Regions from separate parts of the Mus musculus genome. Here regions 2, 3 and 4 are each linked to region 1. Evidence: chromatin loops called from intact Hi-C (ENCODE). Cell type or tissue: heart. All regions are shown on one strand. Each heading gives the region's core, and the rest is flanking DNA. Links, peaks and the distances in the headings are about the cores only.

Evidence for each region. Hi-C counts contacts between places; a loop is a spot of excess contacts. Peaks named below come from ENCODE experiments on the same cell type or tissue, not always from the same donor. Only the 100,000 strongest peaks of a DNase experiment are listed, where the experiment ranks them.
Region 2: a loop joins it to region 1, with 2.0 times the contacts of the local background. A loop is called at or near these places in 3 of 42 quality-filtered maps.
Region 3: it touches region 1 in a loop (1.9-fold over the local background); 3 of 42 quality-filtered maps call a loop at or near these places.
Region 4: a loop joins it to region 1, with 2.3 times the contacts of the local background. A loop is called at or near these places in 2 of 42 quality-filtered maps.

The regions. Positions count from the first base shown.
Region 1 is chr2:72,551,631-72,559,052 of GRCm38, reverse strand. No RefSeq gene overlaps it. Among named protein-coding and RNA genes, the nearest start is that of Gm30069, 60 kb to the left of the region's middle. In heart, for the core only: no CTCF peak of the experiment used is centred there; DNase peaks (open chromatin) are centred at 1,692, 3,722 and 4,292; H3K27ac peaks cover 244 bases.
Region 2 is chr2:72,616,952-72,624,373 of GRCm38, reverse strand. No RefSeq gene overlaps it. Among named protein-coding and RNA genes, the nearest start is that of Gm30069, 5.4 kb to the right of the region's middle. In heart, for the core only: a CTCF peak has its summit at 3,917 (motif pointing right); a DNase peak (open chromatin) is centred at 4,743; H3K4me3 peaks cover 1,443 bases; H3K27ac peaks cover 769 bases.
Region 3 is chr2:72,603,211-72,610,632 of GRCm38, reverse strand. It overlaps Gm30069 (a long non-coding RNA gene), which reads left to right. Exons shown (of 4, transcript XR_374634.2): 2 at 4,580-4,703; 3 at 4,999-5,104; 4 at 5,856-6,708. Among named protein-coding and RNA genes, the nearest start is that of Gm30069, 8.3 kb to the left of the region's middle. In heart, for the core only: no CTCF peak of the experiment used is centred there; no DNase peak of the experiment used is centred there; H3K27ac peaks cover 340 bases.
Region 4 is chr2:72,670,605-72,678,026 of GRCm38, reverse strand. No RefSeq gene overlaps it. Among named protein-coding and RNA genes, the nearest start is that of 8430437L04Rik, 29 kb to the left of the region's middle. In heart, for the core only: no CTCF peak of the experiment used is centred there; DNase peaks (open chromatin) are centred at 2,786 and 3,536.

The DNA of each region.
Region 1 (7,422 bases), core at 1,234-6,233:
ACACCTGATGAGAGACATTGAGCTCCCAAAACACCCTCTGCGCAGAAGCCCACTACAATTTTTGCAACATGTCAGAATTTCCCTCTAGTATTGGCAAGCAGGGAGACCTTCAAAGAAAACCTGGATCACCGACCCCTGCAGCCTCTCCATAGAACACACGCTCTGGGTTGTTCAGTCCCTTGGATTCAGCATGGCCAACTTTGGCTCTAAATTCCCTTTAAAACAAACAAACAAGCAAACAAACTTGCATTCATTTGCATGCTGGCCCATCTCTCTCACTTAAGTGCAAGTGGTCCGGGGCCACACCCCATTTATCTCTGAACTGCCCATCCTTTTCCATTTTGTAGCAATGTCTACCCCCGGTAACTATTATGGGTTGGATTGTGTTCCTCTAAAATACTGTACTGAAATCCCGAACTTTATATCTCAATCTTTGACTGTGTTTAAAGACAAGGCTTGTATAGAGTTTTGCATTTTAGAAGAAGTTACTAGGCAATTGTTACAAAGGACCCTAACCCAATATGTTCATAAGAAGGAGGTTGGGAGTTGGAGACAGCCTAGCAAATAGCAAGAAGATCGTGAGAAGGCAGAGGTGAGGGAGGTATTCCAATCCACTAAGAAACAGCCAAGAGTATCAGCAGTCGTAAGGTGCTAAGAGAGAGGCACAGACACACATTCCTCTCACGATCCCCAGAAGGAGCCAACTCTACCAATGGCTATTAGTGTCCATGTAACTCCAGAACAATGAGGCAATAAATGTCGAATGTACAAGCCACTGAGTTATGTCACCTTGCTACATACAACAGCCTTAGTAAACTGATAGAGTAGTTTAATTTGCCCAGTAAATTATTTAGTCAGAAAGGTCTAGAAGAGAAGAGCTTATGGTCTCCTTGAAGGCGAGACCTTGCCCGCTGTGTTACCCTGTATGAAACCTGATATACTGTGCAGTATTGGACCTAGCCTCCTTATTCGCTTTAACAATCCAGATTGGCTTTGCAAGGCACAACTGTAAGCCAGCTGTTTGCAAAGAAGGGGGTGGGTAAGCTGTAAAAACCTCAGAGGAAGGCTCTGGTTGGCTGTTACTGGTTTGAGGAATTTTGAGTGGCGAGTTACAGCCAATCTAAGAAGTATTCCCCTTAGTTCATGAGGGCTCTCCTAAAGGCCTGCATCCCATTTGTGCTCCTTTCTCCCTGACCTCAGTTTCCCTATGTATAAAACAGGCTGCTGCTAGCTTAGTCATCCCCAGAGAGACTTTGAGAGTCTCACATAACTTACGTATCTAATTACTTCAGTGCTAATGTTTTTCCATAAATACATCATGAGCAAAATTCTACATAATGCCGGATCTGCCAGCGCCGTCCCAGTGTGCAGTAGAAGCGTAAACACTTTTCTTTCTTTGAGGAAGTTCTTTATGAGCATTAAATGAGCAGATGATTTGTTGAAAAAGAACAGCAAATCAGAAACACACACACAGAGAGAGAGACTGCTCGAACGATGATTGTTCTTGAATGCTGCTCCAAATCTCTGTCTTCTCCCCACTCCTCATTCCTCTGACAAACAGCTAAGTCCCCAGCATGTCTGCAGGAGCGAGACCTTCATTTTCCTACCCGTTCCTTCCACTTACCCTTAGTGCCTCTGTCATTGCAGCCAGCTCAGGGAGCCCCCAATCTCCTTGGCTTGCTTTCTCCATTACTTCCACAGCTGGAAATTCTGCCCTGGCTGGCCCAAGCCCAGCAGCTCCCACCCTGGCTCCCTCCCTCTGGGCTTAGTGATTCATCCATCACCCAGGCTCTTCAAATCTCACCTTAAAAGCTTCCCACCCCCTAAGTTTTATCTTGCTGTCAGCTCTCAATGCAAAATGTTTTGGGACACTTTGTATTAAGTGTGTTATTGGCACTAATGGTACGCACGAATCAATTGTATTAAATCTTCATGACTTCAGGTAATTGGTCTGGGAAAATGACATTCTCAATTTCCCCGTAGGATTTTGAATTTGTCTCTGTGTTCTTTCTCTTCCCACCCCCCACCCCCAGCCCCTTGGTGCTGTTTTGAACAAACAACAAAAATTACATAAACTGTCGAATCTCCTTTGCCTCCATTTTCCCTCCTGCACCTTCTCATTGTGTGAATTGGCATCGTCTCCCAATGCAGTCCCGTTTACTTCTGGGCCCACGGTATAATTTAACTTTCCGCAACATAAAATAAGTCAGCAGCGATTTTTTTTTTGACTTGTTCTGACAATATCCAAAGTTGTCTCTCACTGTTTTTATTTAAAGGTACTAGACACAAACCTGGCTGTTCTCACCACCGGCCTCTGGGAGGGCTACAGCTGAGACAAGCCGCTGTCAGGAACAAGTGAATAAAACTAACAAGACCATTGAGCTGGCCAACAGATTAGTAAAAGGTCTGGAGGTGAGGTCCGACAGGGCAGACTAATGAAGCAGCCTGCAGAAAGCCTTTCTTTGTCAGACACTACTGATCTGGCAATAACAGCAGCACTTAGCCAAGAGCCTGATGAGCTGAAAAAAAATTATGTCATTATCATTCACTTTTTTTCATGTTAGAAACCTGGTTTTGACCTTTATATTTTCTCCCATTTTACCATGCTGTGGCCTGTATTAACTGTAAGATTACCTAGTGGCTAGCACATTCAAGAAAATCCTCCACAAAAGGGAATGCTCACTCTCGCCTGAGTATTATTGACAAATAAAGTTGATGCAATGGGGGGGGGGGGGAGAAGTCGAGGACTTTATTTGGAACAATTAGACAATGCTAATGTGGAACTGTAGGTTGGTTTGCGGCAAAGCATGGTGCAATTTGTCTGACTTAGTTAAGGAATATGATAATGCCCTAATTATCTGTCTAAGATGTGCCCTGGATATTACAGAGGAGACAAAGAATAAAAAATGGCAAACCATGAATTATCCGAAATAATCCGTGTTGTTAAAGGTTGGCTCCTAAGAAAGTCTGGTCACTGGCAGTTCCTATCTGCCATTCATCTATTGTTAATTTAATCTTTTGTGTGTACTCAAAAAAAAAATTTTTTTTTTTTTTTTTTTTGCCCAGGGCTAACATTTGTTGGGAGAATGTCTCTCCCCGGTCCCCTGCAGTTGTTGCAGGCATGTGTTTTTACAAACAGCCCCTCTTGGTTGCTTTGCCTTTTTTTCTTTTTTTTTTTTTTTTTTTTTGGTAACTGGACTTGCAGTGGGCCAAGAAAGCATCAACCCACTGCTAATTAAACCGATTAATCAGACTGGATATTGTTAGAGTATAAATGGATGTGTGCTTGTTTAGTGCCATGTGAAGTAAAAACCAAACAGATTTATCGGCTAAGAAGAAAAAGTCTGTCTTGGATGAAAGCCGGGAAACCTAATGAATTGAAATGTGTCCACCAGGGTAGATATATTTCTTCTTACTGCTAGTCGCTGGTGCCTCTCAAAGCAGTGGAAGTAAATTACTATCTTAACCTGATAAGCCTGTCACTTTTATCAAATCCGTTTGCCAGCTTCCAAATAGACCAGGAGGAAACAGCAGAGGGACAGCAGTGGGCTTCATTCTTTCAAGAGAGTAGAGTAGAGATGCCTTGCCCAAGCCTGGCTGTCTTTCATTAGCTAAAAGGAACTCCTAAGGTGAAAGACCCAAACCAAATAACTTGTAAGAACTTCTCCAGAGCCAGCACACCCTAAGCCCAGAGAGGGTGGGGTTCTCCCAACCGTCCCCATGGTTCCTGCCTTTCTGGCAGATTGAACCGGTCGTAATGGAAACCAGTCTCTGAGGACTCTGAAGGGAGGCCATCTCTCCTTGATAGTTTTGGACCTAGAACACTGTCTCCTTTGCCACCCAGGTTCTGGTTGGGTGAGAACCCATGCTGTTCTTAGTAAGCCACCTGCAAGTACCTCCACCCCACCCCTTGGAAATGCGTAGTCTCTGTCTTTACTAAAATACATGTGCTGTTTATTCTGAGAAATTTCATAGCAAATGGAAGTGTCAAAAAGACCGTGTAGCACACGCTGCTACACTTTCTTGGCGACAGGACCCAGCCATCTCAGTGTCACAGAGCATTGCCATCTCGGCTGCTCTGGGGAATTGAGCAATTAAGGCTGATTTCCTGTGAGGATGTCTTTCTTAACTTGTTTATTCCTTGTACTTAAAAATATTTTGATACGTTACCCTTCTGAAGACATGGTTTGCTTTAAAATGTCTCTGTGCCCTCTTTTGCCTCTGTCCACTTTTCTCTCCTTCTTCTTGGCCTTCTCTTCACAAACATTCTGTCCTTTGTGTCTCGTGGTTTTCTGGGCATTGAACCAGGGCCTTATCCAGGCTAACCGTTCTCCCACTGAGGCCAAGCCTTGCCTCATCCTTTTCAGTATCCCCGCCTTCTGTTCTCTCTCTTCTTTCTTATTTCATCATGATTTTCCTTCTGAGCCTTTTTTATTCCACTGTTTGTTTGTCTGTCTTTGGTTTTGTTTTGTTTTACTGTGTCTTGGGGTTTTTGCCTGCATGTATGTCTGTGTGAGCATGTTGGATGCCTGGAACTGGAGTTAGAGACAGTTGTGAGCTGCCATTATGGTTGCTGGGAATTAGGACTGGTTCCTCTGGAAGAATAGCCAGTGCTCTTAACCGAGAAGCCATCTCTCCAGCCCACCACTGTAGATATTTATGGATGAAGAGTAAATCTAATTACTACCAGGTTGTTGTTGTTTTAAGATAACCCTTCTCAAGTAGACTGTTAAATTTGTCAAATTTATAAGATACAAAAATGATCGAGCTGACTTACAATGACAGTGTTCCTGATGTAATTACATAAGACTTGAGGGCACAATGGGAGAAAGCTGTTTGTTCCATGTGACCATATCCAAAGGGAAATTAAATTCCTCACAATGTACAAAGAAGACCATATGACCATTAAAGTTATGTGGCCACAAGCAAAGAGATCTTAGACTCTTCAGACTCTTGCTTAAACTAAACCCATTGGCTTCATCATCCAATTTTCTATGTAAAGGAATGATAAATATATGAAGTAAAAGTGAGGGGGTGCCTTCATCAAAATTCCGAGGGGGACCTTCACAGGACAAGACCCTTTACAGTATAAAACTGATAAAGTAAATAATGGGTTTAAGTTATATAACAATTCCCAACACTTGGAAGAGAAAAGAAGTTAGGAGTAATTCTTACACATCATTGGGCAGCTTTTTTCCAAACTCAGTTTCTTCTAGATTGTTCTTCCTTACATATTCTATTATTTCTTTTTTTTTTTTAAGATGTATAAATTTACTGTATATGAGTACACTGTTGCTGTCTTCAGGCACACCAGAAGAGGGCATCAGATCCCATTACAGATGCCTGTGAACCACCATGTGGTTGCTGGGAATTGAACTCAGGACCTCTGAAAGAACAGCCAGTGCTCTTAGCTGCTGAGCCATCTCTCCAGCCCCCATTATTTCTTAAGAGTCACTCAAGGGTCCTGGATGTGGTGGTGTGCACCTTTAATCCTAGCACTTGAGAGGCAAAAAGGCAGGCAGGTCTCTGAGTTTGAGGCTAGCCTGGTCTACAGAGTGAGTTCCAGGACAGCCTGGGCTACCAAAAATTCTTCAAGAAACCCCAGTGACATTTCATGTCCTTAGTCTTCCTCAGGAGCCTCATGTAGCTCAGAGACAGAGAGAGATCTGGACCAACTGAAGGGACTCCTTTCCTGCAGCTGCCTGAGAGGCATCCCTTCCAGGAGTGCTCATGTTTGTTTACAGATGGCACACAGCGCACTGTACCTTCAAAGGCATCTCGGGCTAGAACACCCAAGTTGGATTTTGGAAGGCAGGAAAGGAACGGCTTTTTCTTAAATCTATGGAAAGTGGAATAAGCCTTACAAACAACAACAAAACAAACAAACAAAAACGAGAGCAATAAGCCATCCTAGTTTGGGCCAGATTCCCCTCTTCATTTGGATATTGGCTGGAAGTGTTTGCTCCCAGCTGGGTATGGTTAAGTGAAGATTTACCTGAAACCATTGGCTAATCTCACCTTTACAATCCTATTAGGGAATTTCTGAATATACTGCCTCTGGACACCCTGTCACTGAATGCTATCATATATGTTAAAATCCAGAAAAGTACAGCACTGTATATTTCCCAGTTTTATAATTCATCCAGACAAATTGAAATAGCTAATGTTCCCTTACAGAGAACAAGTTCTTCCTGTCTCCTAAGTAGGATGAAGGGCTAATAAAAATTTAGAAAGCATGGCATTCAGGTCGTTTTGTTTGCTCATTTTTAATAATTTAATAATTTTTAATAATTTGTGTGCATTGGTGTTTTACCTGCACGCACATCTGTGTGAGAGTGTCAGATCCCTTAGAACTGGAGCTACAGACAGTGTGAGAGTGTCAGATCCCTTATGACTGGAGCTACAGACAGTGTGAGAGTGTCAGGTCCCTTATGACTGGAGCTACAGACAGTTGTAAGCTGCCATGTGGGTGCTGGGGATTGAACCCAGGTCTTCTGGAAGAACAAGCTGTGCTTAACTGCTGAGCCATCTCTCAATACCGTCAGATTATATTTATAACTGTTTTCAAAGATAATGTTCTGCCAGTTCAGTACAGTACTCAGGTAAGACACCTCCCCCCCCCACCCCCGCCAGTGAACTTATTGTGCTAATAGGTCTGCTGTGGCCCCTAAATTTTCATCTATTTTGATGCATAAGTTCACTAGAAACTACAACTTGTTCATCAGAACATCCTCTCTGAGGTTTCAGTTATGTGTACCCAAAACCATCTAGAACTCAAGAGGTCAAATGATGTCAAGTTTGCCATGTAAGATGGATTGAGAGAAGGGAAGGCAATGCAAAACTTCTAGGACTCTGCTCGCATTTCAATTCTATAGCTGCCTGTTACTAGCATATCCTGTGACATTAGCTGTCTGGAGGGGAAAAGCTGTTTTTACAGCTCACTGCAGTTCTAAGAGACATGGGGCATCTACTAAAGACAGTTCTTAGTATTTAAAATATTTAGAATATTTCCCGGGTTATCAACAGGGGATGCAATAACTCGAGGGGAAATTGCCTCCAGACAACAATGGGGCACACAAAATTTTACAAACTGTCTTCCCATCCAGACACACAACTCTCATACTTAGAATTAGTGACAGAGTGGGAAGAAAAATCGCATACACAAGGAAGTGTAGTATTTTTAAAACACCGCAAGCTTTCAATTAAAGCTGATTTAAAACGTACCACCAAATGGATTTAATCACAGGGAAGAGATTGCCAGCTAGGAACTGGGGCCATGAACTGCACAAGATAGAAAGTGAAGGGGTAGTCATGTGACTTTTTAATAGTCACCCAGACAGCTCTTTGTCAGTGACAACATCCTGTGTGTGTGGTGAGTCCCAGTTCATGCCTTTGGCAGTCTGGAACATTTGCCATATATCT
Region 2 (7,422 bases), core at 1,319-6,318, 65 kb before region 1:
TTTCTTCCTCCAATAAGTCTTATCTACTGACATACACAGAGACCTAGAGCTATGCTGGATTAAATACATGCTTTTATTATTAAATAGTTCCCATTTTTTTGGAAAGTCAGTTGTATCAAACAAAGTATGTTCAATACTTAAGTTAAATGTGAACATTTTGAAATGGTTTATAATACTTCGTGGAATGCATTAAGATTTATAATCTTAATCAAGCCCCCCCCCACACACACCATTTTACACACACACACACACACACACACACACACACACACACACACCTTCCAAGGCCTTCTGAGTCTTTTCTGAGGTCTCTTCTATCTCTGCTAACACAGAAAGTTGCAGGCTTAAGTGGAAAGGCCAAAGTGTCAGCTCAGGGACAACCAGACCAGCCATGCTGTGCTTAGAGAGGAAAGTATGGAAATAGCAAGGATGCTGAAGAAGTCAAACGATCCAGGGGAAAGAGCTGGTTGGGTTTTCAAAATAATAATAATAATAATAATAATAATAAAGCTATTTTTAAAAGTAGTCTTCCAAATGTTTGAATAAATGAAAGGAAACATATCTTGAAGAAGTGGTTAGCCTCCGAAGATGCTGTCAAAGGCAATTTTCACTAGAGGTCAAGGATGATTTTTTTTTCAAAATTTATTCCCATGAATTTTAAAGATTTATTCACTTATTTATATATATGAATGCTTTGTCTTTATGCACACCAGAAGAGGGCATCAGATCACAGATGGTTGTGAGCCACCATGTGCTTGCTGGGAATTGAACTCAGGACCTCTGGAAGAGATGTCAAGTGCTCTTAACCACTGAGCCATCTCTCCAGCCCTCCCATGCATTTTTTTCCTCCCATGCATTTTAAACACACTTTAAATGCAACCCTGAATGGGGGTAAATCAGTGATCTTATTAAGAAAAACCATGGTTTTAAATTGCATATGCTTGGGATTCAACTCTTCAATATGGACCTTAATATCACTTCCCAGGTCCAGATCCTACAGTCCTGCAGGAGGCCACCACTCAAGGCTGTCATGAAAATGTGGTGCCAGATCAAAGAACAAAATGTTCATTGCACATGAAGCTTAGGTCATACACTTTAAAGTTGGGCAACCTTCAAGGTGGAGGAAGGCTTTCTGCTCTGAAGAACTATGGCATTGAGCAGCTGGCCTGATGTTAGAAGGTGGAGAGGAGGAAGTCTGCACAGAAGAAAGGCAGTTGAGGGCTGTTTGGAAAGATGAATCTTCAATGGGGTGAACAGGCTTGCTCATGGGTAAGAATTTATTATTCACCAAGTGCAGCACTTGCTCCTGGGACTTCAGTCTTCACATCTATGACCTGGATCTAAAATCCTCCAGACTTCACAGCACAGCACAGCACAGCACAGCACAGCACAGCACAGCACAGCACAGCTTGGGAGTGGGCGCTTCTTGGTGGTAGCTAGATTGTTTGGGCTAACCTCATCAATCTAGACCAATGAATTCAAAGCTTAGTGGGATGCTAGGTGGTGGTGGAGCGATGCATAGAGCAAACAGGGTCGCTAGGGCATGTCTTCTCCCCCTCCCTCTGTGTCTCCTCCCCTCCTCATCTCCCTCGCCATCTCAGATTCCCAGACACCTCAATGTCACCATGAGGTTATGACTCCATAAGATCTTAAAAGCAGTAGAACCACCCAAGTACACTCAGAAATACCAACAGCCAATTCTTCTAGCCAGTTACTCTTCTAGGCCTTGATGTCAACACATTAGCCCTTTCAGGGAATGTTGGGGGAAATGTCCCTAGCTCAACTGGCTCTTTTAATTAGCATTGCTTTCCAGATACAAATCAAGATCAATTGAATAGTCTGGAGATGGGTATCAGAGTGGAGAGAAAGCACGCTTTTGTTGCAATCCCTAAGCTGTCAGTGATATTTTTGTTTTTCTCCCACGTTAACCCTATGGTAAAATACTCAGTTTATAGCATTTCCTCATTTTACAGTTGACTTCTTATTCCTGCCTTTTCTGAGTTAAACAAATGAGTTGAAGCCTCTAATGACTAAGTATTGCTCATCTTTAAAAAAAAAAATCAATGAACAGATTCTCCTCCTCTCCTTTACTAGTAAAAGTAATTAGCCCCAAATTCTGTTATGAGAATTTATTCCTTAAGAATCTGCCCATTGGAGAAAAATTAGTTTTTATTCTCAATATCTTTCTCATCGCTTTTGTCAATAAAACCTTGTCAGTGTCTCTTTCCAGAACTGGCTTCCCCATGTCAGAGAGAATAGGCTTGTCCAGTGCCTCCTTATTAACTGTCCCTGCCATTTCCCTTAAAAAGTAGAATTTTCTTGTGGGGCTGGTACACAGGAACATCTTTTCTTTTTTTCTTTTTCTTTTTTTTTTTAGGTTGGCATTAAGCGTGGGATTTTTATTATTCCTTTTACCTGAGATTTTGTGTCTTTTGACCAACAACTATCCAGTCGCAGAGCCCCCTGTGAAAAGCACTACTCTAAAGTATTTCATTAAGCATTAAATGGCACGTGTAACTTTCTGTGATAATTCGTGACTAGTGTTACTTTTACCCAGATCTTGCCTGTCACTAGTGTCGCCATCTTTGTTGAACGTCCTGAGAGTCATTTCCTCACCCTGTGTATGAAGCTCTCTTCTTTCAATAAAGCCTCCAGGCAGTGTGGCTTCGCCCACTTCTTCCCTTTCAGAGTTTGTTAACTGCTCTTGACTCTCTGAAAGCTTTCTCCGCTGCCTTTGCTAGCCTGGCACTCAGATGTGGAGTAGAGGCTCTTCTGCAGCCTTCTCTTCCACTTCAATCAGAACAATGGCGTGCTTACTGGGGGTCTTCGGTGCCCTTGGCTGGGTGACAGCTAATTTCTTGCTTTTATCCGGCAGAGCGCCATAGGAACCCAGTGCTTTTTTCAGCTCCCTGGCTCTTGACCATTTTCGGGGGTCCTCACATGAGCACCTCACTTCAGAGGCCAACAAAAACGATGCCCAATCCCCAGCTCAGCCGAAAGCACGCTGCCACGTTCGTCAATCAGCAGGAATGTACATGATCAGGGCACGTCACTCATCAAAAACACTTCATCTATTTCAGATAAACTCAAGAGTCTAAATGGCCATGGAGACGTGCCCCATCAGCTACTGAAATGCTCCTCTTAGGAGACTTCAAAAAAAAATTAAAGGTGGATTTGTTTCTTATATTCCATTTCCTGCTGATGCTTTATCTCAGGTATACAGTGTCTGATCAATTAATACAGTGTCTTCTATAATGGCACAATTGAAAGATCAGAAGGGAAGAGGAACCTGTTTCCCTTTTTATTTTGCTCTGGTCATTTTAAGTTATACGAATGAGACATAGTCTCTTCCTGATAAAGAGAAGTCAACATGTAATCTTTTAAACGTTCATATCGATTCCAAATACTAAAATGGAAAAAGTAATGTCAAAGATTACAAAATTAAAGCACGCCTTTTGTCTTCACTTCCTCCATAAACATCACTAAAATGGACAGCTTAAAAAGTAGAGCCAAAGGAGGCATTAAGATGCTGAGTTAGAAAAGCCAAAATCAGAAGAGAAAGTGACAAGTTCCTACGGATTGCAGTGCTTGTAATAGACTCAGCAGAAGCGGGGGTGGGGGTGGGGTTGGGGTGGGTGGGAAGGTAGGGGTGTGGGGGGGGGCGGATGGTTCCGCTATGAGCTCTGAAGAATCCTTATCCAGGAAGTGCTCCAACCCCAGTCCTTGTGCCCACTCCCCACCGCCAGTCCTATGGGAGAGTCAAGGTTCAAGCTGGAAAAACTGAACAAAGGAAGCTTAGATCAGGAGTGAGGCTTGGGTTCCAGCAGAGAGACAGTGTTAGGGCTACAGAACTGTGGGGACACTTCCCCTTGGCCTCTTCCTGAGACTGGAATACCAGCAGCAGGTCTCTCCAGCAGGAGGCAGAGGATTTTCAAACAAAAGCTAAAAAGCCTCAGAGTAAAAAAAAAAAAAAGGTCTCGGGATCTGACATTGCAGAATTTCCCAAAAGGAAAGGTTCTGAAAGTTAGAGCGTCTCTTGGCGACACCACCACACAGCGAGCCCTGTTGTCGAGCCCCAGATTTTCCTTCACAGTTGTTAGTGCTTCCATCACTAATTGAAACCAACGCACAGGCAACCGCTGAGGAAAAATCGCCAGCATGTTAGAGACTGGAAAAGAAGCTGAGGTGACACCAAGGCGAGTAGCCAGGCAGGAGGGACCCTTAAGAAGAAAAATGAGGCCACTTCTGAGGGAGACAATGCATTCGTGAGACAAATGCCAGGCGCAGTGAGGGAGACTCCTCAAAGGACAAGACAACTTCAGAAAGTAACAGCGCAGCGCCTGTAATTAATAAAATTTGTAAATGACGTTCTGTATATAATCAGATTCTTCTGGTAACTTGAATTAAAAAATATCAGTGTGGAGACTAGCTGAGGAATTATTTTAAAAATAAAATTAGAAGATCAAACTCTCAGCTCTTACATGTGGTTAATACATTTCTCAGAAATAGAAGACAGAGAAGATGAAGAAGAAGAAAAAAACTATCAAAGACATGATGAAACTCTTCTAGAATTTAAAACTGTGAGTCCCCAATTTCTTGTTTCTCTTCTTGCAGCTTTAGGGGAAACATCACAATCAACAGACACAAAGTTCAACTCTAAGTTTCCCATCTGGACTGCTTCCTGCCTCAGTCACTAGCAGAAAAAAACTAGAAGCTAGCCCCACCCGCTCCAAGGCTCCCAGCATCCCTTGCCAGCATCCCTGCGGTGGCCATTTATCTCTTCTGGGTGTGCTGAGCCAGCTTCACAGAAACTACCTCTAAAAGACAGAGTTGAACACACTTCACATCTCACACTTAAAACCTCAGAGTGGCTTTCAGGGCATCTGAAGGAGACTCTTTAACACGCCTTAAAGGTCTGAACGGTCTGATCACTCCGGTGTCTCCAGCTTCATCCTGTATTGTGGTCCTCTCAGGTCTCTACCCAGGTGCATTATCTTCCTCTCAGTAGCCCCGGCTCCTCATCACCTAGGAAACCAGTGGTTTCCAACACAGAATTCTGGAATGCTAAGTCTCGCGCAGACCTGGGCAGAAACTCAATGTACATCAGCATGCGCGCCTGGCTAAAGCCCAAGTTCCTTAACTGTAGATTGCTGACAATTATGCTTACCAGAGAGTTTTTATCAGGAATAAATGACAATAAGGAACTCATCATGGTGCTCGAAACAAAAGAAGCAGCCAGAAATTTTAGCTATCCAGTACTATGCAAAACAGCGTTCCAGAATCCCTCTTTCCAATAGAAACTGATTGTCACTGTCATTTGTTTATTAACCTGAAGCCTCACGAGCTCTAGTTACATCTTTAATTTTTACAGTTCCTCAGGACAGTAACTTTTATAGCTTTATCACCGTTAGCACCAACAAAGGAGTTGATGCCAGAGATGAAAAAAGCTGGTTTAACTCAGTTTGCAAGAGCTGACTGTTAACTGTTCAGGATTTCAGCAGGTCAATTGTTAAATATGCCTTTGGTAAAAACAAAAATGGTATAAACCCACGGAGATGTCTCATAGCCTTCCAAGTGTTTGCTGTGTAAGCGTGAGGACCCGAGTTCAGATCAGAATGCGGGTAAAAGGCCAGGCATAGATGTACGGGTCTGTGATCTCAGCACTGGCAAGGCAAAGACAGGTGGTTCCCTCAAGCTCTCTGGCTAACCTGCCTAACCAAACCAGATCAGTGAGAAACCCTGACTTAAAAACTGAAGAGAAAGCTGGGCATGGTGGTGAATGCCTTTAATCCCAGCCCTCGGGAGGCAGACAGATTTCTGAGTTCGAGGCCAGCCTGGTCTACAAAGTGAGTTCCAGGACAGCCAGAGCTATACAGAGAAATCCTGTCTCGAAAAACCAAAAAAAAAAAAAAAAAAAAAAAAAAACCTGAAGAGAAGAGCAATTGAGGAAGACACCTGACCTCTGGCCTTAACACATGTGTACACACATATGCACGTGCTTTTGAGGCAGTGCCTTCACCGTCACAATGGCCAACATTGCCCTTAAACTACAAATCAAAATCAACACTTCTCAGGAGTTGCTTCTTGTCAGGCATTTGGTCACAGTCACCAAAAAAAAAAAAAAAAAAAAGGGCGGGGGGGGGGGAGGATTTAAGTCATAAAGATAGTAATTACTCAAAATGCTTCAGTTTCCAACTCCTTTCTATGACCCCTGTTCTTAGCAAGTTCTAATTGTTTATGACTATTATGCCTGATTTTGAAGTGCTCTGCATTATCTCTCTCTGGCCTCTTCCCACTTCCACATCCAGTGATATCATAGTGTGTTTAAAACTGGCCTTTCTGAGAATATTTATTCTGTGAAAATTAGCAGTGGCTTATCAATCCAGAAGTGGGTTGCTTATCTCTAGAAAGGTGGGTTGTAAACTCCAGCATGCTGGTTAGTAAAGCCCATTTTGTGGACATCAGACACAAATAAAGACTTCAAGAGACCTGACAGAAATCTCTTAGCAGAGTTGATACCTCTTGTGAAGTTCTTTATCTTTCCCTCTATTCTATTCATGAGTTCTCTAGGTGTCTCCTTGAAGCAGGAAAGCGACTTTAAACAATTCTTGTTAAATCTGTCGCTCAGTCATACCAGTCTATAGAAACAAATGAGGACATTTTGTGAGGAAGACAGGCTCCTGAGGCTAAGAGTGTGACAGTCAACAATCTGATGACAAAGCAGGACACAAAAGCCTAGAAAGAGACCAAGAGAATACAGCAGTTTGAGGATGCTAATCGAGATGACCCCTGAGAAGTGATGTAACACATTGTAGAAGAAGGATACTAACGACCCCAGAAGGGACCCAAAACTACCAAAAGAAAACCTTTCCCATTTTCTATACACTACGTAAGGAAGTAGACAAGGATGTGGCAGGCATTGAAGATATTGAAAATACTTCTCACTAAGCATTACCTAGAAAACTGGTTATCCACACGTAAAACTATAGCGTTGGACACACCACATATTTAAGAACTCTCAGAAGGCATCCAAGATTACAGAGAAATAAAGCTGTAAAATTTAAGAAAAAACAGGAGAGAGAGTTCATGACACTAGATTTGCCTTTTGTTCCTAAGGATGGGAGCAACACAGGCAACAACAACAAAGAAGGAAACTGGGCTTCGTCAAAACTAGAAACTTCCACGCATGTAAGGACATCATCAAAGGAATGGAAAAGGCAGCCAACCATTCAATAGGGAGGGATGTTTGCAAGACATATATCTGAGGAGTGTATAAATATTGGAGTTTGAAGCAATGATTCAGCAGCTCAGAGTATTTACTGTTCCTGAGGAAGACCTGAATTTGGTCCCTGACACCCACGCACATCAGGTAGCTTACGAGTGCCTGTAATTCCAATTCCAGGGGATCCAATGTCTTCTGCC
Region 3 (7,422 bases), core at 873-5,872, 52 kb before region 1:
AAGGACGATCTAGGACTGTTGAAACACTGAGGCTTTAGCTATGTCAGAATTCAATCTTAAAAGTCACTTATAATAGGATGATACTGAAAGAGAGCACTTGGATCCATACACTAGACTAACGCAGGAATGGAGAATTAAGAGAACGCCAGACTCCAGGAGGAGAGCTTCCTTGAAAATCTTTTTGCCTCTTGAGCAGCTTTTAGGCATCCCTGCCTGACAGGCTGACTCGACCGGAGTGCCATGGCACATCTTTCTACTGTGTTCCAAATTTCTAACTATGTAGTTGAGGTGTCTTTGACTCTGTCCTAGCAGAACTGGATTTGTCCTTAGTCACATGTCTCTGCTGGGTGGTCCAGAGGTGAGCATGGGACAAAGGTTGGTCTAAGCAGAAGAAAGCATCAATAGGTGAGGAACAACCGATGCTTTCTTTCCTCCAGGAGTCCACAGTCAGTAATTCCGATCATTGCTGGCCACCATTCTTAATAAAGAGGAAAGCCAGTCTGGAGAGCTGTCAGACGTACAACAGAGAGAAGGGACTAACTGCAGGCTGGTGATGATGCTGAGCTTCTGAGCCAGTCTCACAGGAAACTCTCTCAACTCTGGATTGTTCTAAAGGCTTTTTCCATAATTATGTGTGTCAGTTAGACCTTGGGTTTCAAAAACATCCAAATCATGTCAGTCACCAGTGCAGCATCAACCCATAGATCTTCACCTACCTTCCATGGAGATGTTGAGAACCCTTTCCCAACAATAGAAATAAAATGTCAGGTTGGCCTACTAGAGACCCTTCCAGGAATGTATCCACAAGAATTTAAGGTCAAAAGTTGAGCTCTGAATAAGTTGGCAATCTCCAAAATTATGTAGTGTTTAAAAACAATGACTCAATCAACAGACACAGAGAACTTTATCCTAGGAGCACCCAGGATCTCTAAGTGTTTTTGGACCTAAGGATGAGTTCTGTCAACTCCTGGCCACCCCAGCACCTTCTGGATCTGAGTGAGAACAGGTTCTTACACAGCCGCTCACACTCTCGCCTCTTAGAGGTGCTGGAAGAACCAGTTAAAGCACGCCCCCATCCAAAGCATCTTAGCTTTACCATTAACACTATTGTAAGACGACCCAGAGAGATGTCCAAAAAAATATCCTACTGAGTCAGTTTGTGAAGTTTTTTAAATAGACACTATGTATGTTGCTTTACTAAATTAATTTATTTACATTCTACCCCTAAAATGATTAGAGGTGACTTTAGGACAAACAAAATTAAGAAAGCAGATAAAACAGAAGTTAAGATGAGGATATAAAATATAGTACATATAAAATATAGTAAATATATAACACAGCCGGGCGTGGTGGCGCACGCCTTTAATCCCAGCACTCAGGAGGCAGAGGCAGGAGGATTTCTGAGCTCCAGCCTGGTCTACAAAGTGAGTTCTAGGACAGCCAGGGCTATACAGAGAAACCCTGTCTCAAAAAAAAAAAAAAAAAGGTAAATATATAACACAGTATATATAAATATGCTTTATATATAAAAAGGTATTTATATTTTATATACTTTATACTATATTATATATAAAGTATATACAATAGTTTCTGTTGTGAGCCACTGTCTTTCCTCTCTGACCTCTCATATTAGCCAAAGATGAAAATGGTCTCTAAAAGATTGAAAAAGTCCAACAGATTTGTTTAAAGAAGAAGAAGGAAACAAATAAAAATAGCCTTTCTCATGATTTTTTTTTTCCCTTAGAAAACTTTCTTTTGTTAAGAGAACCCTGCTAGAGAGCACTCCTAGTGACAGATTCTGGAATACATACTCCAGCCCAGCTGCAGTTCAAAGCAGTGTTTCCCAAAGCCCTGCACTAAATAAACACTTGGTCTCTGGGGTGAGACCACTGGGACAGAGCCTTGGGTGCTTAGGATTACTGTGGGGTCCTTGCAGGGGGTTGTGGTACTCTGACTCCCTCCTCTTTCTCTTGTGTCCTGACTATCACCCACGAACTTTGCTCCTTCAGGAAATCCCAACCATTGCCATTCAGTATCTCCCAAATGGATTCATTCACAAAGCAATGATTTAATCTAGTTTTAGACTGGAATCTTCAGACTGTGAGTTAAATAAACCTTTTCTTCTTCTAAGTTAATTATAGCAGTGAAGTGGAAACTTAAGGGTTCTCTGGAAAATCGGCTGGATGGTGTTTTGCTGGGGCGAACACGTGAAGGAATATTTTGTTAAAGTGGACACAGGTGTGAAAGGCTAAAGCAGACTTGGAAAAGGAATGTTTCACTCACACAGACACAGGAACTGCTAAAACAAGCACATGAAAGGACACGGGATGAAGGATTCTTTGCTAATGACACGCATGTATTGGTCCGCCTTACATTAAGTAGTTGACCTGCATTTGTTGGGACTCCATAGAGAGAAACACACCAAAAAAGTTCTGGTGGTGTGCTGCAGTTTCTTGCCACTACCATGAACTTGGACTGATTGGATGCACATGCTGAGGCAAGACCTGTGCTGAGGCAGGATCTGTACTGAGGTAAGACTCATGGAGGACACGTGATGTTTGGAGGGTATATACAGGACTCACTCTATGGAGTGATGGAGACAGAGCTCGGCTTGCTGGTACAGCTAACTGTGCACCACTTGTGGGTCTTGGATCTTCACTGATCTCTGCTTCCCTGAGAAACTCAGTTGAGAACTTCTCCTGGTGTTTCTGTTGCTCCCTCCTGCTGACTCGAGCCGAGGTTGAGGACTGGCTGTCTCTGCTAGGGCATGTCACCACTGTTGCTAACCAGACTTTACAGAACTGGACTGCTAGTGTATCCATTAGGTGTTTGCGAGTGGATCGAGCTGCTGCCTGCTAACCTGTGAACTGAACTGCTGATTGAAGTTGCTCCAAAGAACCTTTCTAAACAGGTCCACTTCCCCCATATCCTTTCTTTTCTACTACCTCTGGTGGGTTACAAGGAAGGTGAAAGTGTTTTAAGAACCATCATTAAAAATAGGATTTGAAAAAATTAGTCACATCACAGGCGTTTGGTTATAGTAACGGAAAGCTAACATAGTAGCTGATGGTTTCCTCAATCCAATAGAAGAAGCTCTAGGGAGGACTTGAAGTCCCTCTGGTCATGCACACAGCTTTTTAATTAACTGCTTTGGTTCCAGATACAAGGACAGTACGTAACTTTAGGGAAATTTACAGTTTACAAGACTAGTTTTGTTGTTGTTGTTGTTTTGGGTATAAATATACTTTGTTTTTGATTAAGGGCAAAGGTCTGACATGGTCTCATGATACTTAATCAAGTGAACACACGAAGACCAAAGCCTGCTGCACACCATCCAGCGTGTACTAGGAAGCGGTCTGAGATGCTTAGGGATGAGCTTGCCCTGAAACCTGCACACAGGTCAGTCAGGGCCTAAGCAGAGTCGGGAATTTTAGAAGTACCAGAAAAGTCCAGACCCTCGTGAATGCACCAGCTTTGGTTCTATCCAGGGAAGCACTTCACTAGGTATGCTCCCTGACCTCAGAGTTTAGAAAGACAATTCCTTATTCACAGAATAACTCTAGAGGCCAGGCCAGTGTTGTCCCCACTGACTTTTTTTTTTAATTATGTAACTACTGTAATGATTAAAAATATTTTTGTACAAGAGAAATTCATACATGAAATTTTCTTGTTCTAGTTAAAAGCCTGCCTGTCTTTAAAGCTCTACCTAGTGGCTCTCCCATCTTGAAGCTTTTCTGCATCTAAAATAACCTCTTCATCAGGAAGCCACACACACTCTGAGCCATTCCTTGTGCTTCTTCACACACACACACACACACACACACACACACACATACACACACACACCATGTCAAGGTGATATCTTCTTTGCCCACCCATCAGCCTTTCCCTTGGGAATCATTGCTATTTGGGTCCATGATGGCCTACTGGGACACTGAAGCTCTGGTAATCTAACTTCCTCCCAGCCAGCCATGAACCTCACATGAAGAATGTGTAGGGCCAGAAAGAGCTTTCTAATCTCATTCCTCAAGACAGACCTGTGAGAAGTCTTCCTGAATTCTTAAGGAGATAGATGCATTTTCTCTTCACCAGGAAGTCAAGCTGGACCAATATGGTCCACGGGGACCCTCATATCCACAGACTAATCATGAGGAAAGCATACCTCATGGATAAGAGAGATTGCACAGGTAGATTCAGTCATCAAACACTTGGACTAATCAGTCTGAGCAGCCAGTGGTTTCTCATTTTGCTCAAAGCCAGGTAGAGTGGGATTCTCGGGACCCTGTTATATTCTCATACGCCTGAAGGATGAGGCACGCTTTCATCAAACAGTGGCTAAGTACAGGAGGCAAGATCTGGGAGTGCATGATCCCCTATGAAACATAAAAGAAGGTGAGACAAGGTTAGCTCTCCAACCCATAGCACACTGACCAAGCAACAGAATGCAGCAGGATTTTATTAGTAGGGCCCTTGACAGTTTAAGTTGTTGTGTGAAACTAATTGCTTAAGCTTCTTGGAGTATCTATGCATTAAATTGTGAGTCAATAAAATGATCTGTTTATGAGCTGTTTGTGTTTAGACACCATCCCGGTAAACAAGTGTTGGAGAACAGATGGCTGGTACTGTGAGCTACGAGTTTCCTAAGCCCAAGAGATTCCATCTGCAACTGCTGCTCTCCTTGTGGCAGGACTGACTGGATCCAGGTAATCTATATTTATCAATAGAGTACTAACATTGTAAAAATAAGGCAATTAGACTCCCGTGACAGAGCTAAATATTATGTCACTATATGAAGCGAATGGCATTGTTAGTCATTTCTGCAGATATGATTTGCTTCACAAATGCCACGTTCTGAGGCATTGGGACTCAGCAGGCATTCTTTGTCAACAATCTGCCATTGCTAGCTAAATTAAGCAATCATCTGGCTACTATATTTAGAATGTGTGTGTGCAGGCATCAGAATGTATAGTGAGCTCTAAACGCCATGTTTACCTTCAGGGGACACCACAGTGGAAGAACAGAGAAGCCCCCGCTTTGAAGAGAAAATAGACTTTTTATTAGAAGTCACCAGAAAGAAGTTACCTCTGCCTCTGAGAAGACCAAGGTGACAGCAAGTTACTTATAAAAAAACCAAAAACCAAAAACCAATGCAGAGTGTCTTTGCAATTTTCTTAAAGAAGCCTGTTTGTTTTCAGTTCTCTCCCTACTTGTATCATAAGCAAACGTTTGGAAAGTGTCTCTGCTTTGATTCTCGCAGACCCTCTTATTCTGTGGAGGGCACCCTCTGCTCCCAGGCCAAGGGGTTTGTTTATTTTGTATTGTTTACTGTGCACTTACCACATCCTAGGTATAGCAGTCATTTTATAAGTATTACTTGATTAAATAAGAACATGTGCGAATATGTATGTATGCGTGTGTATGTTTCCTGTGCTTAGAGGACAGCTATGCATGCGTGTCCATTCTCTGTCATGGAAACTGAGGCTTGGAGATTATAGAAACTCGCTGAACATCTCAGAGCAAGCAAAAAGCAAAGCTTGCAACGCTGTACCGCCCCATGGCTATCCCTCCTTAAGTGTCTTATCTGTTGTACTTGTTTTCCTTACATTAATCTGTGCCCTGGAACTGTACCCTGGGCCCCTGGATCTACTTCTGTCTGCTGCTACCTATGGAAATGGGTTAAAAACCCAGCAAGTATTTCAGGAGATGTTCGGGGTCTTTGGAAATAAATAAATAAACCCAAGTCCAAAAAAGCTAACAGAAAAGATGATCAGAAAGGTAGATGCTACGAGCCCCACAGGCCCGTCCTGACTCACCCACAGTGCTCCTTAGGACTGTTTGCTTATTTTCCTGTCTAGGCTACAGCTCTCTGCTGGGGACAAAAGACTTTGGGACTTCGATGCTTCTGAGACCTGCTTGCAGGGAGGAGAGTGCATTCAGCCAGGGCTGGGCCTGGGGACCTGGATCATCAAGTCTTTTTAGGCTGTCATTAGCACGGTGCACCTGCTCTGTGGCCAGCGGGAGAACAGGCTTCATGACTCTTCCCTCAGAGAGATGAGACGCCCAGGAGCTCTGCAGGGGCAGAGGGAGTGAACTTGGTAGGCCTGGACTAACAGTTTCAAAGCAGCTGCTCCAAGAAAGTCCTAATAATGCATGGAATACCTGCTCCAGAGCCACAGAGAGCCACTAGAGCCGACAGTGTGTCCAGAGGACGAATAGCACCAATTTGAACTGCACTGATTCTGCACTTAATTCCCATGTGGTCGGGAACTTGCTCATGATAATTTTACCCCTTTCAATATGCTGATATTAACTTAATATTAGTGTATTTTGGTGATGTCTTTTTAAAAGGGTTGGATATGCATCTTGATATGGCTGGTGGCATCCCTGCAAGCTTCTCTACAGTCAGGTTGCTAAGTAGGGAGAGGATGGCCTGTGCTGCCGAGGACTGTCTGCTTGCTTTCCAGAGAAAGTTGTTCTCGTGACCAGCTGTCACCGTGAGTCCAGTTTCCTTCTTGGGTGTCCCTTTTCGCTTTGTGTGTCTCAGAGCTCTGATATTGAGAACACGCGCATTTAGGATTTCGTGTTTCTTGGTAAATTATACGCATTTAGGATTTCGTGTTTCTTGGTAAATTATTTCCTGAACCATTGCTGATATCCCCCCTTTATTTCTAGAAATAGGTTTTGTCCCAACATTTATATCAAAACAGAAACCCCAGAATTCTAATGAACAATTTAAAAATATTTTCTATTCTTTGACAATCTTACACATATGAACAATATAACTTAATAATAACCAACCCCATTCCCTTTTGCCTTTGTCTTCTTCCCCTCCCCCTCCCCTTTCTTTTGACTCCTCCTCTTCCTTCTTCTGTATGGAACCCAGTTGGTGCCACCTGAGTGTACCTGGGTATAAGACCATCCACGGGCACATATGCAATCTACCAGCGGCCACATCCTTTAAAACAATGGTTCCCCTTCACTAACAGCCAGCAGCCGCTAACAGCTCTAGCTAGGGGCAGGGCCTGGTGAGTCCTTCTCACATGGTGGCTGGCATGCAGCTGGGCTTCATGTGTGCACTTCTACTGTAAGTTACCCCAGCTGCTATCCTGCCCCAGGTTCAGGTTAAGTTCCTGCCCTGACTTCCCTCGATGACAGACTGTAACCTGGAAGCCAAATCAACCCTTCCCTACCCCACGTAGCTCTTGCTCCTGGTGTTTATCACAGCAACACCATGCCATTTGTTTGCGGGGTGGGACTTGGGATGACTCAGGAGATCTTCCGGTTCCATTCGTTTTCCTTTCCCTGCAAATTCCATTTTTCTTTGTAGCTAAATAAAATCCAACTGTATGTATGTACTGTTTTTTCATTTTCCATTCACCAGTCAATAGACATCTTGGCTGATTTTATTTCCTCACTATTATG
Region 4 (7,422 bases), core at 1,158-6,157, 120 kb before region 1:
CACTTAGCTCGGGAGAGCGAACTTCCAGAATGTGCTGTCTACTGTGGGCTGAGGGGAAGGTGCAAGAATCCAGCTTGAGAACCACGCCCCTCTGCTGCTCCATCCTTATGTTTCTGTTGCACAAATGCAGCCAAATGAGTAGCAATATTTTCATTGAAAACATGCCTCATGCAAATCAGCTTGGTAAATATGGAATTTAGCCTTTATAAAAGAGCACCTGTTCCCCCCACCCCCCGCCCAGTTCCTCCATTTAATTTTTTTTTTTTTTTTTTTTTTTTTTTTTTTTTTTTTTTTTTTGCATTCAGATGCGCTCCACTCTTCCACAAGCCTAGTCCCATACACTCTCACAAGAACAGACTGGCTGGTTTTGAATCTAGTCAAACACCCACTCCTCTTTTCCAAGAAAAATCTAAAAAAAAAAAAAAATAGAGGCACCTGCGTGCTGATTTTCTAGTGCCTCTGAGAATATTTCTGTAGTAGCAAAATACATTGATGTTTTTAAAAATGAGAAAATCCTTCAGAGTTGGCAGGGTCTCGGTTCCTGAGGCAAGGATGTAGGGCAGGGAGGAGGCTGGCTCTCAGCCTAGCCCTGTCTGGTACCTCACAAGGAATCCGTTCCTCCCGTCAGTGCCGTGGTGATGGTTGGGTTAATGGCTCTCTACTCAGGAACTGGATTTTAATTCAGTTGTGTCTTGCTCTGGGTGTTTTCCTTTCCTTCTTGCCATCATCAGAAGGATATTTTAAAACCACAGGCAGAACCTGGGGAGAGGAGACCCAATTTGACACCTTTGAACCTCGCTGGGGCCACTTCATAGGCTGAGATTTGGAGGGATTTCTGGGTGGGGACTGGCCATCCAGGAGAGTCTTTCAGAACTTTTTATGGAGGGACACAGATTCAGTTTCCCGAAATGGCGTTTTTTTTGTGTGTGTGAGACCTATCAATAGAACTATCAAACTGTGAATATACAATTGAACTTTATTATCCCCTTTGATTTTGTAACTACATAGGTATGACAGACAGAGGCCGAGTTTGAAAGAAACTTACAATTGCCTACACGTCCTCTGTGTGAATTCCTCGGCTGGAAGTTTCTCTGTACATTGGCATCTTCAGGTAGGGGCTGTGCAGGTGCCTCCCACCGACTCTTGAGCTCCGTTTTAATTAAGGAACATAACATCTCTTGGCTTTCTGTAACCGAGAGGCAGTGGCCTGTGTTCTCAATTGCAGCTCTGGATGTATTGTGTGCCTCCATATTTACTGCCTGCACAACTTTCATTTCAAAGATTTTTACTCTGTGAGCCAAAGGGTCTTTTTTTTTCTCTTCTTCTTCTTTTTTGTGTCCTTTTCTTTTTCTCCTTGCTTATTTCTGAAATGGTCCTGCACCTGAAATTCAAGAGGCAAGCTGTGCTCTTTCTGCCTCTGACATCATAAGAAAAGTAAAAGATGGGAGCTGACCTTCAAATGCTCGGCCTTAAATAAAAGCCCTGCTCACTGAGTGGTCCTGAGAGGGAAAGCTGAGGGCTCATCTCACCTGAAGAATCCCGAGGTCGAACCCAAGGCTGCCACTCTTCCTCCATCCAGCTCCTTCCATGTTCCTGCTTGGCTTAGGCGTTTAAAGCTTTTCTCCCAGAGCCAAAATCTTGGTGAAAGGGATTATCAGAGGTTGTCTGCGAACAAAGTTGCTCCGAGGAATGCTTTCAGTGTTAGTGGCTTGCATGGAATTTTCTGGAAGCTATTCAGAAATGATCATCCCTAACTAAGGATCGCACAAACCAAGGCTGAGGTGGGTAGGTAAGAACTGGAATCAGGCCTCTCACCTATTTTCACACCCAATACAATAAGTGGGCTGTGCCAGAGAGTCAACAGGAAACCCTTCTGGCTCTCAGATTCTATGGTAACAGTCAATGCTGAAGAGCCAATGGAGACAAAGAGGGAATACAAACCCACTGCTGGAGATGCCCTTCCCTTCAAACTACGAAAGAATGAGCCTCCAGAAAGTGCAGTGAACTCCTACTGGAATGACCAACAGGGAACTTATATTTGACTAAGAATCTAGATTTATCTCTATTTTAAATATTTTAATGTGCCCCCCCCAGAAAGTTACAAGACAGTACATACACTATGGCAGATATATACAAGTGTGGCCACACTGATTATTATTCTATACATCTTATTCAGGCCTATGCATGGATGTAAATATAAGGCAGACTCTATGGAAGTATACACAGCAAGTTGATAGCATAGGAAGTGTGGCTACATTAGGTGACAAGGATTAAAGATAATTTTATGATTGTCTACATTGTCTCAAGGTTCTCCAGGAAGGAAGTCATGCTTTTCTTATCTAATGAAATCATACAGTTTGCACAGATGATATTTAGGATATGGCCTGTGTTATAAACACATTTGCACATGTACAAATTCCTATGCCTAAAATAAGAACTGTCAATAAGTATCAGTATAATTGGAGATATTTAAATGTATGGAAACCAAAAACTCAAACAATCAGGTACCCAGCCAGCCAGCTTGGTTCAACGCCTTTGGAGCCCTGCTTAGGATTCTGTTCCCTTTAATCCACCCTTCTCAAATCCTTCCTCAATATCTGTCTTCTCTAACCTCCTCTCTCTCCCCAGGCTCTTTAGGGGGAAGCTTGATGGAAGCTGGAATGATCCCCCTACTCCCAGCCATTGTCACAGAGGATAAACCCCTCCCCTGAGTGCTAACCCTCCCCTCCTGCTGGGTACTCACCATCTCCAGGGGCACTTAGTCTGCTCTTTGGCGTGGAGCATCCCTGGAGAATCTGCTAGTGTCCTGAGTCCTGAGACTGAATCCCAGCCGTCCTTAGAGTCCTTAGACAGGGACACCGTGTCTCCAAAACTGTAGCAGACACAGCTGGGACACAGGACTTGGGGATGTACAATGGTTTCCACATTATCTCTGAGGGAAAAGGAAACACATTTCTCTCTCATGTGGCTCAGCCACTAAAAATGGCTTAGACTACCATACGCTCATAGATCTTAAAAGGAAAGCTATCTGGAACAACTCATGAGATGCCTAAGAAAGTAGATGGCCTTTTCGTCAGCAATGCCACTCACAGTCTTCCTGATGAAAATAGTCAAAAAGGAAGGTAGGGATGTGTGCAGAGAGATTCATTGTACCATTGCTTACGGCTAAGTCCAAAAATGGTTAAATGAAGGCAGGGTCAGTCCAGGTAGTGATACTATGTAGCCATCAACAAAGAATGAAAAGGAGGAGGAGAGGTATGGGAAGAGAAGGCTGCCGTGAACTGTGGAATTGTGCTTATGACTAGATTTTAAAGAAATTACCAGCAATCAGAATTATCTCGTGCACACGATCTTTCTATAAAAAGGGGAAAAAAAAAGAAGACTCCGGGGAGGTACAGGGCGAGGAAGCATGATAAGGGGAGCCTAGAAGAGAGAGAGCCAGAGAAACACAGGGTTAACTGGCAGAAACTGTCTCCAGCCATGGTGTGCTTCTATCCCTGCAGCCGCAACAACTGGGGGAGGAGAATGGGGGCGGGGGCGGTGAGCAGACAATTTGGCTGACTAAGTGGGAGGCAGAATATCACACAGCTGCCTTCCCCACAGCTGGATTGGCTTTGCAGTGTTGACAGTTTGGAAAAAAAAGGAGAGAGAGAGAGAGAAAGAGAGAGAGAGAGAGAGAGAGAGAGAGAGAGAGAGAGAATAAAGTCTTGTCTATGGCTGTGAGGCAGGCAGCTGGGATGTGACCCTAGCAGGGAGCCCTGGTTTGATCAGTAGAAGTTACTGATTTATCTTGAATTGTAGAGCTATAATTTTTTAGCTCTGATGAAGTTTCCATTATATTATGTTGGCTTTTTTTTTCTTCTCCCCGGGGCTTCTAAGCATTAAAAAAATATATATTTTATTCCATGCTTTGAAAACTCTCCATAAACAAAATCACTGTGATACACACTTTCCTTCCTCCTGATCTATTACTGACTTTCTACCACACCCAAACAGTAAGTCAACTGTTGAAAATCTAAACTGAGAAGAGGAGGAGGAGGAGGAGGAGGAGGAGGAGGAGGAGGAGGAGGAGGAGGAGGAGGAGGAGGAGGAGGAGGAGGAGGAGGGAGAGAGGGAGGGAGGGAGGGAGAGAGACAGGCAGAGAGAGAGAGTGAGTCAGAGTCTAAGCTGACACACACAGGAAAAATGAACCCGGAGATTAGCTAATTACTCAATGAACTTCAGCTGGGTAGACAATCTGCCAAACTCATACCACTGGGGGGGGGGGGGGGGAGGGAATTATTTGTAGTTGTCTCCCCTGTCTCCCCTTCCCTCCCCTCTCCCTTCTCAGTCATGGTCCCAAATATATGAATGACAGCTCCAATTCTTTTACTGTGGCTTGGGTCAGCTTGCTACTGCTACTTAGGTCAGAGGTCAAGTAGTTACGAGAATGATATTAACACATCACTTCTGAGCGTTCTCTGTTGGCTGGAAGCATCTATTTTCGAACTCCTGCAGGTGGCCGCCTCTCACAAAGCATGTCAGATGTTGCAGGATGCAAAAAGGTTCAAGGGCCCGTAGATTTCAGACGCTTCTGTGGGGCCTTTTCACAAGTCCCTGCTACCGTTCAACATAATTTTCATGGCTCTTAGGGACTTAAATGCAAGTGAGCAATTTTAAAGAAATCAAAATATGACAAAAGGAATAAAGGCCCACTTTTCTGAAGCAGTCCTCGCTTGTCTCTCCTCCACCCACCAGTCGCCCTAGCTGGTAGATTCAGCCAATATTTGAGAAGGGCTTAAAACTTTTAAAAAGGGTTTAACCAGACCAAATTAATAGAGAACCCAAGGCACACATTAGATTACCATAAATTAAAAGACTGAAAAAAAAAGTAAGAACATGACATTGAAATATACTGTATGGCTGGCGGGCCAGAGTCATTTGATTGGCTTAGTACCAACTTGATCGTAATTACAATCATTGTAAAGTGGGGCCTTCAGGGAACTGGGTAGTTAGCCTTTGGTGCAAGGCCGAGGAAGACTTTAGAGTTTGAAATGAATGGTGGATTTTAGTAAACAATGCCATACATACACTTCTCCCATCTTACTTTCACTCTGGTGTTTGCTTGTCCTAGATCTTCACCACAACTTTAAGAAATTTCTTTTTTTCTTTGATGTTTCTGATTTTCTACTTCATTTTTTTTCCTCCCTGTATAAAATAACAACACTGCTGCTGCTGCTGCTATTTATTAAGTAATGGCTACATTCAAGGTTTGGGTACACATATCAATTCATTTCAAACTCACAAGCTCCCTGTGAGGTCAGACTGGCTCTTTTCTCCTCTCTTCAGATGAGGACACTGTCCAAGGTCTATGGTTAATAACTAGCAGTGCCCAGTTTAGAACCTAAAGTTTGAACACTTGACACCACCCCCTTAACACAGAGCAATGTATTCTGTGCTTGTATTTTCCCCTTGGAGAGAGAGCAATCTGTTTTCACAGTCCTCCAAATAGAAAACCATTTACATAGGACGGAAACTGTTATGCCAATACTTATCCAACTCAATAGTGTCTTTTTAAAAAAGATTTATTTATTTTTTCATTTATGAGTTCACTGAAGCTGTCTTCAGACACACAAGAAGAGGGCATTGGATCCCATTACAGATGGTTGTGAGCCACAGTGTGGTTACTGGGAATTGAACCAGGGCCTCTGGGAGAACATTCAGTGCTCTTAACCACTGAGCCATCTCTCCAGCCCCTCACTAGTGTTTTTAATTCATAATATTTGACACAATTGACACACAATGCCACTTAGGTGCTTGATTGTGACTTTGAGTGTACAGCATTTCTGTGTGCCTGGTCATTGATGTGTTAGCTTTTTTAGAGTTACTTAAATTGGTTCGTAGTCAGCCCTTCACAGCAGAGGGGGATGTACAGGAAATTAAACCCAAGTACAGCACACTCTTCAAGAGAGCTTCGTGGAGAAAATGGAAGATTTCCCTGCTAGCAAAGCTCACCCCTTGTTCCAAGAACAAGGAGACAAGGAGACAGAAACACTGCCCATGTCGTCCCCATGAGTGTTTCCACCACATTCCATGATGTTTGAAGAAGTGGCTGTCAGTAGAGAGAGCATTGATTCCCCTGGTGTCATCGGGCAGCCATGAAGGGATTCTGACAAGGCTCAGATGAGGTCTCTGACAATGCTCTTTCACACATGCAACTCATCCCTCCTCCTCCTCCTCCTCCTCCTCCTCTTCCTCCTCTTCCTCCTCCTCCTCTTCCTTCTCTTCCTCCTCTTCCTATAAAAGTGATATTTTAAAAATTACCCAGTTATGAAAATCTCCCAGATCCTGGACCCCTTTATCCTCACCATAGCATATCGGGGCAAACCAGATTAAAAAGCTCATTATTTGGTCTCTTACAGAGACCACCAGAACACCCCTACTGCTCTAATATCTGACCACATTGCAATAACCACCTCATTCCCTGTGGGAATTAGTTAATGATTTCCTGTTCCTCTGTTGGATAAGGAATATCACTATAAATTTAAATAATATTTACATAAAACTTTGCTCTTCTTTTAGTAGGTGACGTTTACAAGGCCAGGTTTGCTACTGCTGAGGCACAGAGAACTCCCTGAAGCATAGACAAAATCCTACCAAATGAACTTGGACCGAGACTGGCGTTTCCCTGAGACAGGGCCCGGTCAAGGCTTTCAGCATGCGTGTGTCAATGCTGCTGCTGCTGCCTGAGAGAAGGAAGGCTTGACAGAAGCAGCTCTCCTCCATGTGTCACCCGTGTTCAAATCCTTTCTATTGGGCAGGAAGGTCTGCCTTCCCTCTTGCCTAGGGACCATGTCTATCACCTGACTCCAGCTCAGAGCACCCTCCCTGGTGTGCTTGATGGTCCCCCAATGCCAGTATTAACATGTCCTTCAATTCAAGAAGATACCCTTGAGGTCAAGGTTAGCTTTCTGATTTGCAGGTCTCTGTGCAAAATGAAAACATCCTTAAACACACTAAAACATGATTTTTTTCCCCTTTCGCCAATGGTCTTTCTTATCTCATTATGGGAGTTTTTAGTCAATGTCATTCTAGAGAAAGAAAAAAATTAAATTTCAAATTGTTGACATAAATCTTACCATTCATCTTTACACTGTGCGATGTCACTTTTTAATGCAAAAATCAGAATATTTACCATGGATACGGAATTGTTGAAATGACACAATTTGTATTTTGCAGCTATGACATGCATATGTAATTTGTTCTTACCTCATACTGTATACAGCACACAAAACCACCGCGAGTCTTTCTTTTGTTTCTTGCTTGGTAATCGTGCATTCTACCAACTTTCTATCTTCAGCTTGTTAACAAGTGAGGACAGATAGAAAGGATAAGGAACTATGGTTGTCCTGTCTTCCTCTTTCCTTTGATGTCATCTTTTTC